Linked DNA regions of Homo sapiens: region 2 is linked to region 1. Evidence: chromatin contacts called from ENCODE Hi-C or POLR2A ChIA-PET data. All regions are on one chromosome and are shown on one strand. The core of a region is the stretch at or near the end of the contact, and the rest is flanking DNA. Distances in the headings are between cores, read along the strand shown.

Region 1 (7,521 bases), core at 2,689-5,188:
CGGAAAGCTGTTATTCCTTCTCTCGCACGCCTCTTCCCCTGTCTCTGCCTCTCTCGCTCATTCCCTTGGACTTGACTCTCTGCTTCCCTCCCTTTCTCTCTCTCCCTCTCCCTCTCCCTCTCGCTCCTCTCCCTCTCTCTCTCACACACACACACATGCACACACACTGCTTTCTCTATTTCTCTCTGCTGAAATTTTATACCTCCCTCCCATGACGTCTCTGGCCTGGGGTGGGGGAGGGAGGGACCAGCGCACGCAGCCTCTTTTGCTGCACGATGTTAATGTTTTAAACAGGCACAGGAAAAGCCGAGCCCTTTTGAAAAATACTTTGCGAGTCCTCTCGTTCGACGTGGTAGCTGAACTTTTTTTCCCCTCTTGGAATCACTCCTGCCACACGTTGGCTGTTTTTCTGGAAAGTTACTCCGATGAGCCCCCTCCCTCCCTTTCCCCCAGCCCCGGCGCCCTCTCGCCAGCTGTCAGTCCGCGCCGTCCGCGGCCCGCGTCTACTCTCCCTCCTGGTCCCCCGGTCCCGGGGCCGCCCGCGGGCCAGGCCCAACCCGGGGCAGGGTCCGCAGAGGGCGCGGGACCCGGTAGGGGCGGCCATGCCAGCCTCGCAGAGGGGACTCCCAGCCTGCGAGCCGGGTCGGAGGGTCGGCGTCCGCTCCGCGGCGATCCTGGCCCGATTCTTCATTGACAAGATCGGAGTCGGGAGGCGGGCAGAAGCCTGGAGACGCTCCAGGGGCAGTGAAAAATGGTGGCGTTTTCCGGAAGATCGAGGGTGCCCTCTGGCGAGGCGAGGCCGCCAGTGAAGGAGCTCGGCTGGTCGGGAGCCGGGGAGGCTCGGGGGCTGGGGGCTGCGGGGTGGGGGCTGAGGGGCGGGAGAAGGGGCTGCGGTAGAGAGCGAGAAAAACAAGACCCAGGCCCCGAGGAATCGCCTCCCTCCCGGCCCGACGTGCGCACGAGCGCACCTCTCCCTCCCCGACCGCCGCTCCGGAGCCGCTCTCGCAGAAATGTCATCCAGATGTTCAGCCTCCCTCCCCGCCGAGGTCTCCGCAGGGAGCTGCGCCAGCGAGCGCGAAGTCAGCAGTTGGCCCGAGCCCATTTCCCAGATGGGTGAGGGGAAGTCGGCTCTGTGCTTTCGCTCCTCTTCTCGGCCCGAACCTCTAGGCCTTTTCCCACGAGCAGCCAAGGGAGGGTAGGGCACGTGGCTCCCCGCACCCCGCAACACAGGGCTTGCCTCTGAACTGAACTTTCCTGAGAGTGAGTGCCGCTCCCACCCCATCTCACTCCAGCCTTCCTGGACCCTTTCTGAGAGGTCTGGCTTCCAGGCCACTAACTGAAGGGGCTGTTCTCTGTATCCCAGCACAGCGGTGGGTCACTTTACGGATGAGGAAACTGAGGCATAGAGTTTTTTGTTTTTTTTTTTACAGACCACACTGCTTGTGAGTGATGGAGGCGATATTTTACACAGGCTATCTAGCTTGGGTAGGCATTACTTTCATTTGCAAAACCAATGGGAAACCTAGGGGTAGAAACTTTAAAAGTAACTTGCCCAAGGTCACATAGTTATTAGGTGTCAGCTGTTGGGATTTGGACCCAGGACGTTGCCAGATTCTGGACTTAATTACTATGCTATACTGCCTCTGAAATTTCAGAAAAAGTTTAATGTTTACTATATACCAGGCACTATTCTAGGCTCTGTGAAGAATATCAGTGAACGAAACAAAACTCCTGCCCTCAGGGAAATTTTATTTTAGAGGCAGGGGTGGGGCAGTGGAGGAGGCGATAAACTAAATAAATATGTAAATGATGTAGTACGGTAAAAAGTGCTGAGCCAGGTGCAGTGGCTCACGCCTGTAATCCCAGCATTTGGGGAGGCCCATGCAGGAGGATTACTTGAGCTCAGGAATTCGAGACCAGCCCCAGCAACACGGCGAAACCCAGTCTCTACAAAAAAATGGAAAAATTAGCCCGGCATGTTGGCGCAGGCATCTACTTGGGAGGCTGAGGCAGGATAATCACTTGAGCCAGGGAGGCAGAGTTTACAGGGGGCCAAGATTGCACCACTGCACTCCAGCCTGGACGACAGAGCAAGACCGTGTCTCAAACAGACAAGCAAACAAACAAATGTGGTGTGGCAGAAAATCAAGCAGGGAAGGAGGATGGGGTGTGCCTAGGTTGGGGGATGTTGCAGTTTCAAATAGGGTGATAAGGGAAGGCCTTTGAGCAGACAGTTGCAAGATAGGAAGGAAAATTATTAAAGTTATACTTTTTTGGACTCCACCTCTACCAAATCAGTCTCCAGAGCTGAGGCCCTGGCATCTCTGTTTCTTTACAAACCTCACACGTGATTCAGGTGCTAAGCAAGTTCTGGAAGCTACTACTGCAGGGTACCTCTCTGCCCAGAGTGAGGACCATTTGCCTTCTGTTTTCAGCAAGTTGGGGAAGAAGTGGGGGTGAAGGTCTGGAAACTGACTATAAGGTGATGGTCGTATGCTGTGAGCTTACAAGAAATGGAAAAATCCAAAGATTAATCCCTTCTTCCTCATCTGGTGCCGAAGAAGAAGGGAACAAGGGATTCATTGGAGCCTATATTTCATCTGTCTTGGATTTTTGGCAATGAGTGTTTCTTCAGATTAAAATCTAACAAAGTATTCTCACTGAGAAGCAAGTTAACAAAGGATCTTAGAGATAATCTCTAAAGTAATTACAAGGGAGGAAACTGATAGCGGAAAGGGCTCTGCTCTGACTACACAGGTAGTTTTCAGGAGAGCTAAGATGAGAACACAGCTCTTCTGATATCCAGGCCAGTGCTCTTGCTGTCACAGGCATGCTAACACACAGTCCTATCCAGTAACATGTGTGACTGAACTGAGTGATTTACTGGATATTTAAGAAATGCTTGCAATGAGGTTTCAGGGGTGCTACTCCCACTTCCGAATCCTTGCTTTTAACCTGTGTCCATCCAGGCCTTCCCCTCAACATAATACTGGAATGTTGTTTGCTTTCAGGGCTATCAGCCCATCTCCTATGGATCTCAGCCAACCAGTGTCAGGGACCTGGCCAGTGATATTGACTTGGAGATCTCATATGAAGAGTCAACAAAGACGCAACTTAAATGCCCCATTAGGCTGGGAATTTGTGGTACATCTCCCTCTGCCAGCCTAGGAGAATGGCTGGCACCCAGTAGTATGTGCTGGAGATAAATACTCCAGTAATGTCTGGTGTCAGAAGGGCATTTGGCTCTGCTGCTTGGCACTTAGGTGATTTTCCTCAAGCCCCTTCTTTGTACCTCAGTGTGCTTTATTGTTGTGTTAGAGATACTACTGCTACTCACTTTGCGGGATTATTGGGATTTAATGAGATATTGAATATTTGTACTTTTGAAAGTTATTACTACTCAGCTATTTGATGTGTTGATTCAGCCTCTCTGTAAACTTCTTGAAGGCAGAGATTATGTATATTGCAGTTTCCATAATTCATGGTAAACCATTTATTACACCTGATTCCCTGTTTTCTCATCTGTCAAATGGAAACAATACCACTTATCTTGCTTCCCACACAAGGTTGTTAATGCCCCTCACGTTAAGCCAATAACTGTGACGGCCTTCTGTACCTTGCAAAGAGCTGTACAAGTGGGAGGCATCAGTATAGCAGTAGTAGTGCTTTGCACTTAATATATTGATATATTTAAACAGAGCTACAAATACAGACAGTTCCTAACGACCAAATTATTTTACCGTCTCGCAGGAGCAGCGTTGGCGAGTTTTAATAACCGGAGGTTGCTTCCAGATGTCAAGCAAGGCAGATTTAAGAAAGATTCGGTAGTTTGGAGGATGGCACACAGAATCCAGGAACCATGCTGCGTACCCTTTAAAAATTGGGGTGGAGGGGCGGGGCTGTTAGCAGGGACGCGTCTGGGCCAGTCGGTTTCCAGGAAGTGACGTCAGGCGGCCGCGGAGATGGAGGATTTGCTCGACTTGGACGAGGAGCTTCGCTACAGCTTGGCTACCTCCGTGAGGACCAATTCGGGGGCCTTGGGGGCCAGGATTTGGCGGGTGGGGAGGAGCGACCCCGCCGGCCCCGACTTCTCTGAGGCGACTCAGGGCGGCAGGCCTCGCGCCGCGCCGGGTGAGGCCCAGAAGGAGGCAGCCTCACCGCCCCGCCCCCAGGCCACTGTGGGCTCCGCCGCTGCTGGCCTGGGGTTTGCTTTCTTTAAAATCCTCAGAAAGTAGAAAACACCCTGTCCCCGCCGGCGTCTAGGACCGTGGGAAATTTCCGAGCCTTTCTCCGTTTTCTAGAGCCCCGAGTGCGAACTTCCCCAGAACAGATCGATCACAGGGTGATAGGGGAGCCCCGGCCGGGGTCGCACTCGCTCCCATCCTAGAGTTTTTCCTTTGGGACACCTCGTCGCAGAAGTTCCTGCAAAAGCCGCACTGTTTTATGCATGGAAGGGAGGCAGGCAGGGACGGCCTTTCTTCCCGGTAATCCCCGTGGGGAGGTGGGAGTTAACCTCAGTTACCTCAGTAGTTAAGGAAACCAAGACCGATTTGTAACGTGAGGGAGTGATTAGGTGCTCAGGCACTGAGGCCAGATGGAGCATAGAGCTGTTGCCTGGGTTCAAAAAAAAAAAAAAAACCTAAAAAACGATTTAACCTTTCCGAGCCTTGGTTTCCTTATGCCTAGAATGGAGGTGTTACAGTGAAAAGGAAATGCAACAATACATGGGAAGCGTGTAACTCAGTGCTTGGCATATGTTATCACGGAAGAGGTCAGAAGAGGTTAGCTACTGCTGCCTATGAGGCTGTGGTTTACCCAGCGTTATAGTTAGTAAATAATGGAGCTAGATTCAAGACCCAAGTTCAGTGTCTACCTTCCTCCTTTGTAACCCCCATCAGGCCTTTTTATCTTTAAAACTGGTTAGGATCGCACTTACTAAAAGATTGGGCCCCAGAGCAAGTCTTTAGTGTCTGCTGTGAAATCTCTAAGTGTTTTGAAGGTCACCAGGCCTGCTGATACGTGAATGTTTTTTAGTACCTGGGGATGTGAATGTAGTTATTCATTCATTCAACAAATATTTATTGAGCCCCTACTGTGTATCAGGCAGTGTCCTAGGTGCTGGAGATACAGCAATGAATAAAGCAAAGTTCCTGCCCTCATGTGATTATGTTGTAGTGGGAGAAGATGGGCAATAAATAGACTACATTTAACATACACAAAAATCAGGCAGTAAAGAAGTTTTTCTACCCTATGGATCTATACAGGGTCTTCAAAAAGTTTAAAACCTTGAAATACTTAAAAATTATTAGAGAAAACACCTGTGAACAGCATTTAGCGACAAGATCATTGAATTTTTGTTTTAGCACAACCGCCATATGTAGGATGCTGTATTCAGATACTCAGTGCTGTGACAAATGGAAAAGGGCAACCATGGTGAAGGGATGGAATTGTCTGACTTGAGAAGAAAATAAGCTGCTTATTATCAGAAAGATTGTTTCCACCATCCCTGAAACCTAAATGACACTACAATTTGAAGTGTCGACATTGCATAAGAGTTTTTACGAGCTCTTCTGTAACCCCTCTCAGTTTAGTGGGGCAGTCAGTCCTTAGAACATCTTAAAACAAGTTTCAGCAGGGTAGAGTGGAAAGCACCCAGGAAACCCAGGATCTGAAATCAGAAGGCTTTGCTCCTAGGTTTATGTCAGCCACTTCATCACCTTCCTAGGCCTCAGTTTCCTCCTTTGTAAAATGACAGCAGTCTCAGTTTCTGTCCATTATTGTGAGAATCAAAGGAAGCCACATTAAATGAGATCTAAAAGTGCTTATATTAATGCTGTTTTTTTTAAACAAAGTAAGCAAAAGTATAAATATTTCAGCACCCAAGAGTCTGACTAAATAAAGTTTTGTTTATGTGCTGGGAAGCCTTAGAGGCAGAGTCTCCACCGGAGGGCCTTGGGAAACACCTGCAAATGATTCATTTGATGGCCAAGAATTTTGAAGTGCTCTGATTTCCAAAGATAATGTCTCAAAATTCTTGTACTAGATTTCCCTTAATGTCTGTAAAGGCAAACCCAGTTACTGTACATATCAGAGCAAATGCTGTTTTCCATTTACCATGGAATTTAGGAATTCTTTCCAAAAGCCTGTTTGATAATGATTTTCATGCCAAGCTGCAGATTTGAAATTAAGCCTTCCTAAAATCCTGCGTAGGAACATGGGAGCATTTACCACCTTCTTCTCTGACCTGTGGCATGAGGTATCTGCCCATTCTAGAGGAATTTGTAACTGCATTTCTTTGGGTAGAAAATAGAATTTTCTTTTGCCATCTCTATAGCTGTTGAAAGAAAACCTTGTCCAGCCTGGGCAGCACAGGGGGACCCCATATCTACAAAAAAATAAAATAAAGTATCCAGATATGGTGGTGTGTACCTGTGGTCCCAGCTACTCAGGAGGGCAAGGTAGGAGGATCACTTGAGCCTAGGGGGTGGAGGCTGCGGTGAGCACTCCAGCCTGGGCAACAGAGTGAGAACCTGTCTTAATTTCCTATTTTCCTATCAAATAGAACTGACCTCAGGTGCTTTGTTTTAAGGGGTTTTAGAGGGTTTTCTAAAAACATGTCCAAGTAACTCAAATCCCGTTCTCCACCACATCATCATAAATCCAGTCCTTGCTTACCTTCCCAGGCTTGTCATCTTTTTTTTTGTTTTGTTTTGAGATGGAGTCTTGCTCTGTCACCCAGGCTGGAGTGCAGTGGCACAATTTCGGCTCACTGCAACCTCCGCCTCCCAGGTTCAAGCGATTCTCCCGCCTCAGCCTCCCAAATAGCTGGGACTACAGGCGCCCGCCACAACGCCAGGCTAATCTTTTGTGTTTTTAGTAGAGACGGGGTTTCACCGTGTTAGCCAGGATGGTCTGGATCTCCTGACCTTGTGATCTGCCTGCCTCGTCCTCCCAAAGTGCTGGGATTGCAGCTGTGAGCCACTGCGCCCGGCTGGATTGTCATCTCAGTAGTGGCCCAAATGACATTTGGGTCAGCAGTGCCTTCTGTTTCTCCTTACAGAGGGCCAAGATGGGTCGCCGAGCTCAACAGGAGTCAGCGCAGGCCGAGAATCACCTCAATGGCAAGAATTCCTCTTTGACTCTGACTGGAGAGGTGGGTGCTAAAAAAAAAGAAAATCTGAAGAAATACTGTTTAAGAGTTAGTGATTCCTTAATGACCAAGGATTTGGTATTCCATATTTCTTCTCTTGAATGCCAACCCTTTCTCCTGTCTTGATTTGGGAATTCCCTTCCTTGGCATTTGTCCTTGTAGCAGGAAATGGAAGAACTTTTTTTCCTTGATGCCAGACTAGTTTCTGTGCATTTCCTTATATTCTTAATGTAGAACTTTTTATGTTAGCTGAAGCAAGGGACTGGGAAGTTTCAAAATCCAGTAGGATTCCAGGTTTTTATTTCCGCTGAATAAATGCCAGTGAGGCAGACTGGTGACGTAAGGTTGGATTACACAATTGGACATTGCTC
Region 2 (7,521 bases), core at 3,572-6,071, 460 kb before region 1:
AGATGCTTATTGTTTAAAGTTGTTTAGGGTAACTCATTGTGTAGCAATAGATAGCTGAAACAGGAGGCTCTACATTTACTCTTTTTTTTTTTTTTTCTTGGAGACAGAGTCTTGCTGTGTCACCCAGGCTGGAGTGCAGTGGGGCAATCTCCGCTCATTGCAATCTGCGCCTCCCTGGTTCAAGCAATTCTCATGCCTCAGCTTCCCGGGTAGCTGGGACTACAGGAGTGCGCCACCATGTCCAGCTAATTATTTTGTATATTTAGTAGAGACAGGGTTTCACCATGTTGGCCAGGCTGGTCTCAAACTCCTGACCTCAAGTGATCTGCCTGCCTTGGCCTCCCAAAGTGCTGGGATTACAGGCATGAGCCACTGCACCCAGCCTACCTTTATTCTTAAAATGCCATAAATGCACAGAGTGTTTTGAGGAGTCTTTTATCCCAAAGTATTCCAACTATATTTCTTTTAAAAATTTAGGGCAATTAAGGCATTTTAATGCATGTGACCCTCCCCGCCCCACATTCCCCCACCCTTCATTATTTCAAACTGGAGTGGTCTTTTGAATTTTTTCCTGAACGTGTTTCCAGAAAGTTTATACCAAGTAAAACAGCTATATCCAAGTTCCTAGTAATTATTACAGCAATTACAAGGGTTCCAAGCCTAATAAAGTAATCTAAGGGCAGGAGGTTTGGAGGTATGGTTATTTCTTGGCATTCTTCTAATGACAGCCTGGAGCTGAGTAGCATCTTGGCAGTTGTCTACTGTTTGAATACGTTAGACTGCTCCCAACTCTGTCACTTGCTAACTGTGTGACCTTGGGCAAATGATCGAACTCTCTGTGCCTTAATTGCATATAAATTTTAGAATCTAATTATGATACCTGCTCTGTGGAATCCTGGGGAAGATTAAAATGAGATGTGGTAGAGCATGGTGCTTATAAGCATTGAACCAAATTGCCTGAGTTTGAGTCCTAGCTCCAGTGACTTTTCTAGCTGTATGATCTTGGGAATGTTACCTAATCTCCTTGTGCCTCAATATTCCACATACATAAAATGGGGTGAGGTGGGGAAACGGTGCTTACCTCCTGTGACTGTCATGAGAATTAAATGGAGCCAATTCATATACTATTCCCGGTACACAGTAAGTAGCATATGGCAAGGATGCTAGGTATAGTTGTGCAGGTTGTTCACTGTTCAAGGGCTCCAACCTGAGAGGTCAAGTGAGGGCTTGCCAGGCCATACGCTTTGGTATGAGGTTGCCTACCTAGAGGTGGCGCTGTTTTCTAGTTTGTACCAGGCCCTATATCAGCCAGCTGTCAGCATAAGGGTTTGTAGTATCCAGCAACCACTACCTTAATACTATCTTTAGGCTTTAGGCTGATGTTCACTGAGCGCATGCCAGTTTTATTATAACTGTTACTTGGTAGCTTCCTGGAGTTCTCCAGGATAACATCAGTGGGATGTGTATATCCCAAACCTTGCCATTACCATTCAGATACAATGCTGAAAATCAAATAAAAAATATTAGCAAGGTAAAAAGTTTAAAATCCTGCAGGACAATATTATATATTGCTTAGGCATACATACAGGTTTGGTTCAAGTATAGAAAAATGCATAAGAATGATAAACCCCACATCTGGATAATGGGTTACCTGGGGTGGGGAGGAAGCGGAATTAGAAAGGGATGAAGGAAGCTTCGGCTCTATTCATAATTTATTTCTTCAGCTTAATGGTGGCTACATAAGTGTTTATTATTTTTTAATCTTAAATATTTAAAAATAATGTATAATTAATACTATTAAATAAGACCCGTCTTTTTATGTAAAAACTAATTTTGCATTTCTCTCATTAGTCTCTGTTAAATATTAAATCAGTACATTGATTGGGAATGACAGAATCAAGCAATCATTCATTCAACAAGTGTTTACTTGTTGAATGATAGGATGTTCAAAGAGCTAAGAACTTCATCCATACGCTGTAATACTTAGAACGCTTGTAACATTTATAATAACCTGTTTGGTTATTTGACTATGTTTTCTTTTTTCTGTGAGAGCAGAGTCTCTGTCTTATTCATATTTAAGAATTCTGCTCTGTAATAGGTGATAAATAAATGTTAATTTAAACCGAATGAAACATAAATATGACTATTATTGTCCTGAAAGGGCTTTCAATACACTAGGATAATGCAGGTCATAAGTGCCATAAATGAAGAGCAAAGTGAATTCACTTATGCATTCATTCGTTTGAAAACCATTTACTCGGCATCTGTTAGGTACTGAGCATATGACTATAAACAAGAGAAACACAGACTTTGGTTTTTACAGGGCCCACTTCTCACCACTTTCATCACTGTCTAACTGGCCTATGCTGCCAGCATCTTTTGTTTGGATGGTTGCAGTAATCCAATACTGAAATCCTGACTCATCTCCCTGCTTCCACTTTGCTCCCCTATCGTAAAATCTCAACTGTGTCCAGAGAGATCCTCTAAAAACCTAAGTCAGATCATGTCACTCCTCTGCTCTGACACCTCCAATGGCTTCTCATCTGTAGGAGATTGTAGAAATTGCCACAATTAGTTAAATTTTTCCTATCGAGAAGTGAAGTCTGTTTCTCAACTCATTGAGTCTGAACTGGCCTTGTGACTCTCCTCGGCCAATAGAATGTGGCAGGTTCTGAGTTCTGTGCTAGCTCTGAGCCTGGGTTCCATGGGGCTTCGAATGCTTCTGCTCCTACTCTTGGAATCCTGCCACTATCAAATAAACATGCTCCGACCAGCCTGTTGGTGGATGAGAGACCATGTGGAGGAGAAATGCCCAAGGCAAAGCCAGGCCAGACCAGTCAATTATCAGCCAACCTACCAGCTGTCTGAGGACACATGACCGAGCCTAGCCGAGATCAGCCTAGCCCAGCCTATCCCCAAAGAACCTTTCAGATGACCCACAGACTCATGAGCCAAATAAATGGCTTGAGTCATCGAAGTTTCTGGTAGTTTTTTGGGCAGCGAACACTGATAGACTATCTCATTTAGACAAAAAGTCAAGCTTCTTTTTACTAACTGTATCCTCAGTACTTAGTGCCTGGCACATGGTAGATGCACCATGAACGTTTGTTGAATATATTAATAAAGGTGTAAATGGTTTTAACATTCTATTGAGGGAAACAGGAAAAAGATAAATCAGTAAACGAATAAAATAAGTATAAAATTGGGTAACTGCTATGGGAGAAATGAATAGTAGCTGAGGTAGAGGATAAGAATGAAGGTGGAAGGGGAAACCCTCCATGGGCTCACTGTGTCTTTCAGAATGAAAGCTAAAATCCTGATGTTGGCCTCTAAGGCCCTCCCTGACCGGGCCATTACCTCACTGACCTCATCGCCTGCCACTTTTGCTGCCTCTGATATCCAACTACCTGGCCCCCCTGCTCTTTTTCCAATACTCAAGCACACTTCCACCTCAGGTCCTGGAATGTCCTTCCCTGAGACACTCACCATTCACTCCCTCTCTTTCTTCGAATCTCTGCTCAGGTATCCCCTCTTTGGGCAAGGCCCTTCTGACCACCCAGAATTCCCTAACCTCCAACCCTGCTTTATTTTCCTCCATAGGAAAGGAATTTTGTCTTACTTAATTTAACCTTAGGGCAATATTGTCTTAGTCTAGAAATTCAGCTCATGGATACAAAAATCCTCTAGGAGCCGTAACTTCCTGTCAATCCTAAAATTTAATAAGGCAAATGTTTGGCTTCGAGCCATACTGGGAATAAGGTAAGGCCTTTTGAAAAAGCCACGATGCCCAGGTGAGGGTTGAATTGATCACTGAGAACCCTACAAATGCGCTCATGGCAAGGCTGGGAATACCCTACACTTACCCTCTCGGTCATTTACTTCAGAGTCTGCGGGGCATTCTAATCCGCGTTGTCATTTGCTTTGTGCCACATTCCTAAGAGGTAGGCAGGGCAGGTTTTATCATCCTCTGTTTACAGATGAAGATAATGAAGGTCACATAGCTCAAGTGAGCTACCCAGGGCCACAGACATACAAAGTGGTAGAACCAGAATTTAAATCTTGGTTGGTCTGACTCCAAGTGTAGTATTTGTTTCACTTTTTCTTTCTTTCTTTCTTTCTTTTTTTTTTTTAACTGTTTCTGCATTCTGGGTTCTGACCAGGTGACCTTGAATCATAAAGATTCAGGGCCTGTCTTGAGCTGCTCAATATGGAAGGCATCTTTTCTCTAAAGAGTGTGAGCTCCCTGCCAAGCAGCACAGGCGCTTAATAGGCTTTCAGAGCAGCAATTCTAGAACCTCCCTTGTGGCTTTCTGATCTCCCACAGCCCTTGTGTTTGATGGTCAGGAAAGGAGAATACCCTTGGATCGTCTTATCTCCAGACCACCCCGAGGCTGGCTGGACTTAAGGGGTGAGGAAAGACAAGATGGGTGAGCAGCTGCTTTCGGCTGAAAACCAGAAAGAAATCCCAGTGTTTTTGCTTTATTTTGGTTTAAAAATCAAGTCGTATGACAATGGAAACATTTTCCTGGTTGTCCTCTCCTCTCTGCCCATGTTGACAGAAGACGGACTTGCTAATTCTGGCTGGGGTTTTTCCCTGCCTGGGCTGTTTTTCTCTTTTATCTTCATCAATTGAAGAGGGCTGCTGTGTCTTTCAAACTGTCGGAAGGTATCTGTATTTTTTTTTCTTTCACATAATTCTGTAGGTCTTTTCCCAGATATGTATTTTTCTCTCTAACTTCTAACTCGCTGAAGTTTCCGCCCATGTGACTTCCAGCGTGAGTTACCAGAAACCACAAGAGAGAGAGAGAGCGTGCAAGCCCCAAAGCGAGCGACATGTCCCTTTGGGGAGCAGTCCCTCTGCACCCCAGAGTGAGGAGGACGCAGGGGTCAGAGGTGGCTACAGGGCAGGCAGAGGAGGCACCTGTAGGGGGTGGTGGGCTGGTGGCCCAGGAGAAGTCAGGAAGGGAGCCCAGCTGGTGACAAGAGAGCCCAGAGGTGCCTGGGGCTGAGTGTGAGAGCCCGGAAGATTTCAGCCATGCCTCACAGCTCCGACAGCAGTGACTCCAGCTTCAGCCGCTCTCCTCCCCCTGGCAAACAGGTAGAGTCCTCCTTTTTCTCTCTCCTACCTTCTGATTCTCCTGGGGGATGGAAAGAGAGCCAGGCTTCCTTGTCCTGCCCAGGGAGCTGAGGATGGAGGAAGTGGCTCGTTGCACGGGCACTCTGTTAGACTTAGGACATGGAATTTGCTACTAAGCTGTGCATATTGGCAGAGATCCTCATCCTTCCACCCATTCTGCCAAAGCCCCTTTTTCTCTCCATTTTCCAAGGCTGCCTATCACCTCTGCCTCACTGGGGTTGCCACCCTAAAAAGCTTTCTAGGAAGCAAAGAGGAGGATGAACATCAAAGAATGCAGAGAAAAGAGTCTACTGTTCTCCAAGGCTGTAGAAAAGTGAGAGGAGTTTTCAAGTGGGCCGCTGGCATGCACAGCTCAAATCCTAGATATGCAGTTTCCCAGGAGACAGCCAATAGGGAAGGGGAGAAAAGGGGTTAGGGAAAAGTTAAAAAAAAAAAAAAAGAAGAAGAAGAAGAGGAAGAAGGAGGAGGAGGAGGAGAAACCCAGGCTAGCATAGAAGGATCTCTCTACTGGGGCACTGCCTCTGTTGCTAGCACAGCCAGCAAGGGGAGATGCTAGAGGTCCAGCCAATATCTCTTTGCTTGTGGCTTCTGGATAGGAGCAAGGAAATGAATGAGGAGGTGGCTCTGGAAATTTGTTGGAAGACATTTGCTGGTAGTTCATCTTAGCTCTGGGGAAACCAGAGAGACTGAGATAGGGATTGTGGGAGCATTTGGAGTCTAGATTGTGACTTCCAAGTCCAAAGGTTTTAGCTTGAGGATTACCAAAAAAGGAGTGCCCTGCCCATCTCACAGCTTCTAGGGTTTTGTTCTGCACCACACTCTTGACATCCCTTGCTGTAGGAAGCCCTCCTCTTTCTCATCCGACATGTATCCGTGGGTTAAAATTTTCTCAACCTTCATAGTTTAAAAACTTCATTCTTTCCTTAGCACAGATATCCACAAGGGTTTTCAAAATGCTGCAGCCAAAATAAAAGTATATAAATATTGAACAGGGCGTATATCCTAAGCCTCTAATAACGGAGCAGCAGGCTGGGATGAGTCTGGGTGGAGACCTCTAGAAGGCACAGAATCCAGTCTGCTGCTCAAGATGGTGTCAGAGTGGCTCTGACTGCCTGGAAGTTTGTACTTTTCTTAGGAAGGAAATTACTCATGGCTTCCATGGTAACCTGGTGCCCCATCCCCCTTAGAGGAAGAGCACTTCCTTCCTATCTATGCCAATGACCTCCTACCACAAAGGCCTGAAAGTATTGGACATGTTGGTGAGCCCAGTACTTAGTGATCCCAGAGCTTTGCCCTTGGATCTGTGCCCCTCTAGCCTGTGGGAGACGTGGAAGGGAACAGGGCATGAGTTGCCAGGACTCCTACACCTACACTGCAGCATCTGGGAGAGAACTGGAGCTAACCTCTCTGCCCAGGCACAGGACATGCCTCTCTCTGGGTGTAATTAGAGAACACCCAAAGATCCCCTTATCCTACCAAGCACCCATCTACTGCCCACCACAGCCAGGTCACCTCCACCATTAACGTTCTTTTTGGCATTGATGTGCCAGGCATTGTGCTGGGGCCATGGGGAATGTCACAGTGGCTGAGCACAACGGAAGGAAAGAGGAGGCAGATCTGGGATGCACCCTCAGCTCAGGAATGCAGCAGAAGACCACATGGGGTGCAGAGTAGCTAGCGGGGAAGGGTCTTGGAAAGCCATTGGGCTCAGCACCAGAAGATGTAGCACTCTCAGATGACCAGGAGTCCTTGGGCACACTCTTAGAGCCTCAGTTTCCTCACATATAAAATGGAAATGATGATATCAACTTCACAGCATTGGGGAATTAAACAAGAGCACTTCTGAAAGAACACTTGCCCAGAGGTTGGCATATAGTAGGCACTCAACAAAGTCTGAAAAAAAGAAAACAGCTAAAAGAACAGCAAGAAGAGCCTAAAGGCCAAAAAGTGAGAGGGCGAGGGTGGAGCAGCCCTACAGAGGAGAGGTGATAAAACACACTTCATCGCCTTAACCATTTTTTTTTTTTTTGGCCAAATACAGCTCTATTGAGTCCTCAAGTTCTCTTTTCTTTTTCCTGTAGCTATTGGTCAAAAAAGTCAGAGACCTGGGAATGTGTAAGCAGGCATGGAGAAGAGCTCTCCTTCGGGTGCAGGCTTTTGGTAAATAGAGGGATGGAGGGTTCATGCAGAGACGAAGGCATGGAAGGATGGCTGGACGGATACCACACACCACCAGAGCCTGCTTTCACTCAGAAGGGAGATGCAGACCCATGTAATCCTCCCCGTCTCTGCTTCCCAGGACTCATCTGATGATGTGAGAAGAGTTCAGAGGAGGGAGAAAAATCGTATTGCCGCCCAGAAGAGCCGACAGAGGCAGACACAGA

Evidence for each region. A loop is a pair of places that touch in the nucleus more often than their neighbours do. ChIA-PET counts read pairs that join two places held with the same protein, here RNA polymerase II (POLR2A). Pooled maps may share reads with other maps.
Region 2: a map of naive thymus-derived CD4-positive, alpha-beta T cell shows a loop between it and region 1 (7-fold over the local background). The contact joins the promoter of BATF here to the promoter of IFT43 in region 1. A Hi-C loop is called at or near these places in 1 of 168 maps with a recorded cell type or tissue (naive thymus-derived CD4-positive, alpha-beta T cell), 1 of 37 single-sample maps with no recorded cell type and 7 of 50 pooled maps. POLR2A ChIA-PET finds 5 or more read pairs at or near these places in 1 of 52 experiments (PC-9).

What each region holds. Positions count from the first base shown.
Region 1 is chr14:75,981,825-75,989,345 of GRCh38, forward strand. It overlaps IFT43 (intraflagellar transport 43), which reads left to right and starts at 3,939. Exons shown (of 9, transcript NM_001102564.3): 1 at 3,939-4,016; 2 at 7,061-7,153. The coding sequence starts at 3,963. TGFB3 (transforming growth factor beta 3) reads right to left here and starts at 171. Exons shown (of 7, transcript NM_003239.5): 1 at 1-171. RefSeq lists silencers at 476-715, 846-965, 3,920-4,229 and enhancers at 746-805, 3,592-4,093.
Region 2 is chr14:75,517,648-75,525,168 of GRCh38, forward strand. It overlaps BATF (basic leucine zipper ATF-like transcription factor), which reads left to right and starts at 4,822. Exons shown (of 3, transcript NM_006399.5): 1 at 4,822-5,098; 2 at 7,437-7,521. The coding sequence starts at 5,036. LOC105370572 (a long non-coding RNA gene) reads left to right here. Exons shown (of 3, transcript XR_944037.3): 3 at 1-2,127. RefSeq lists an enhancer at 4,790-5,119.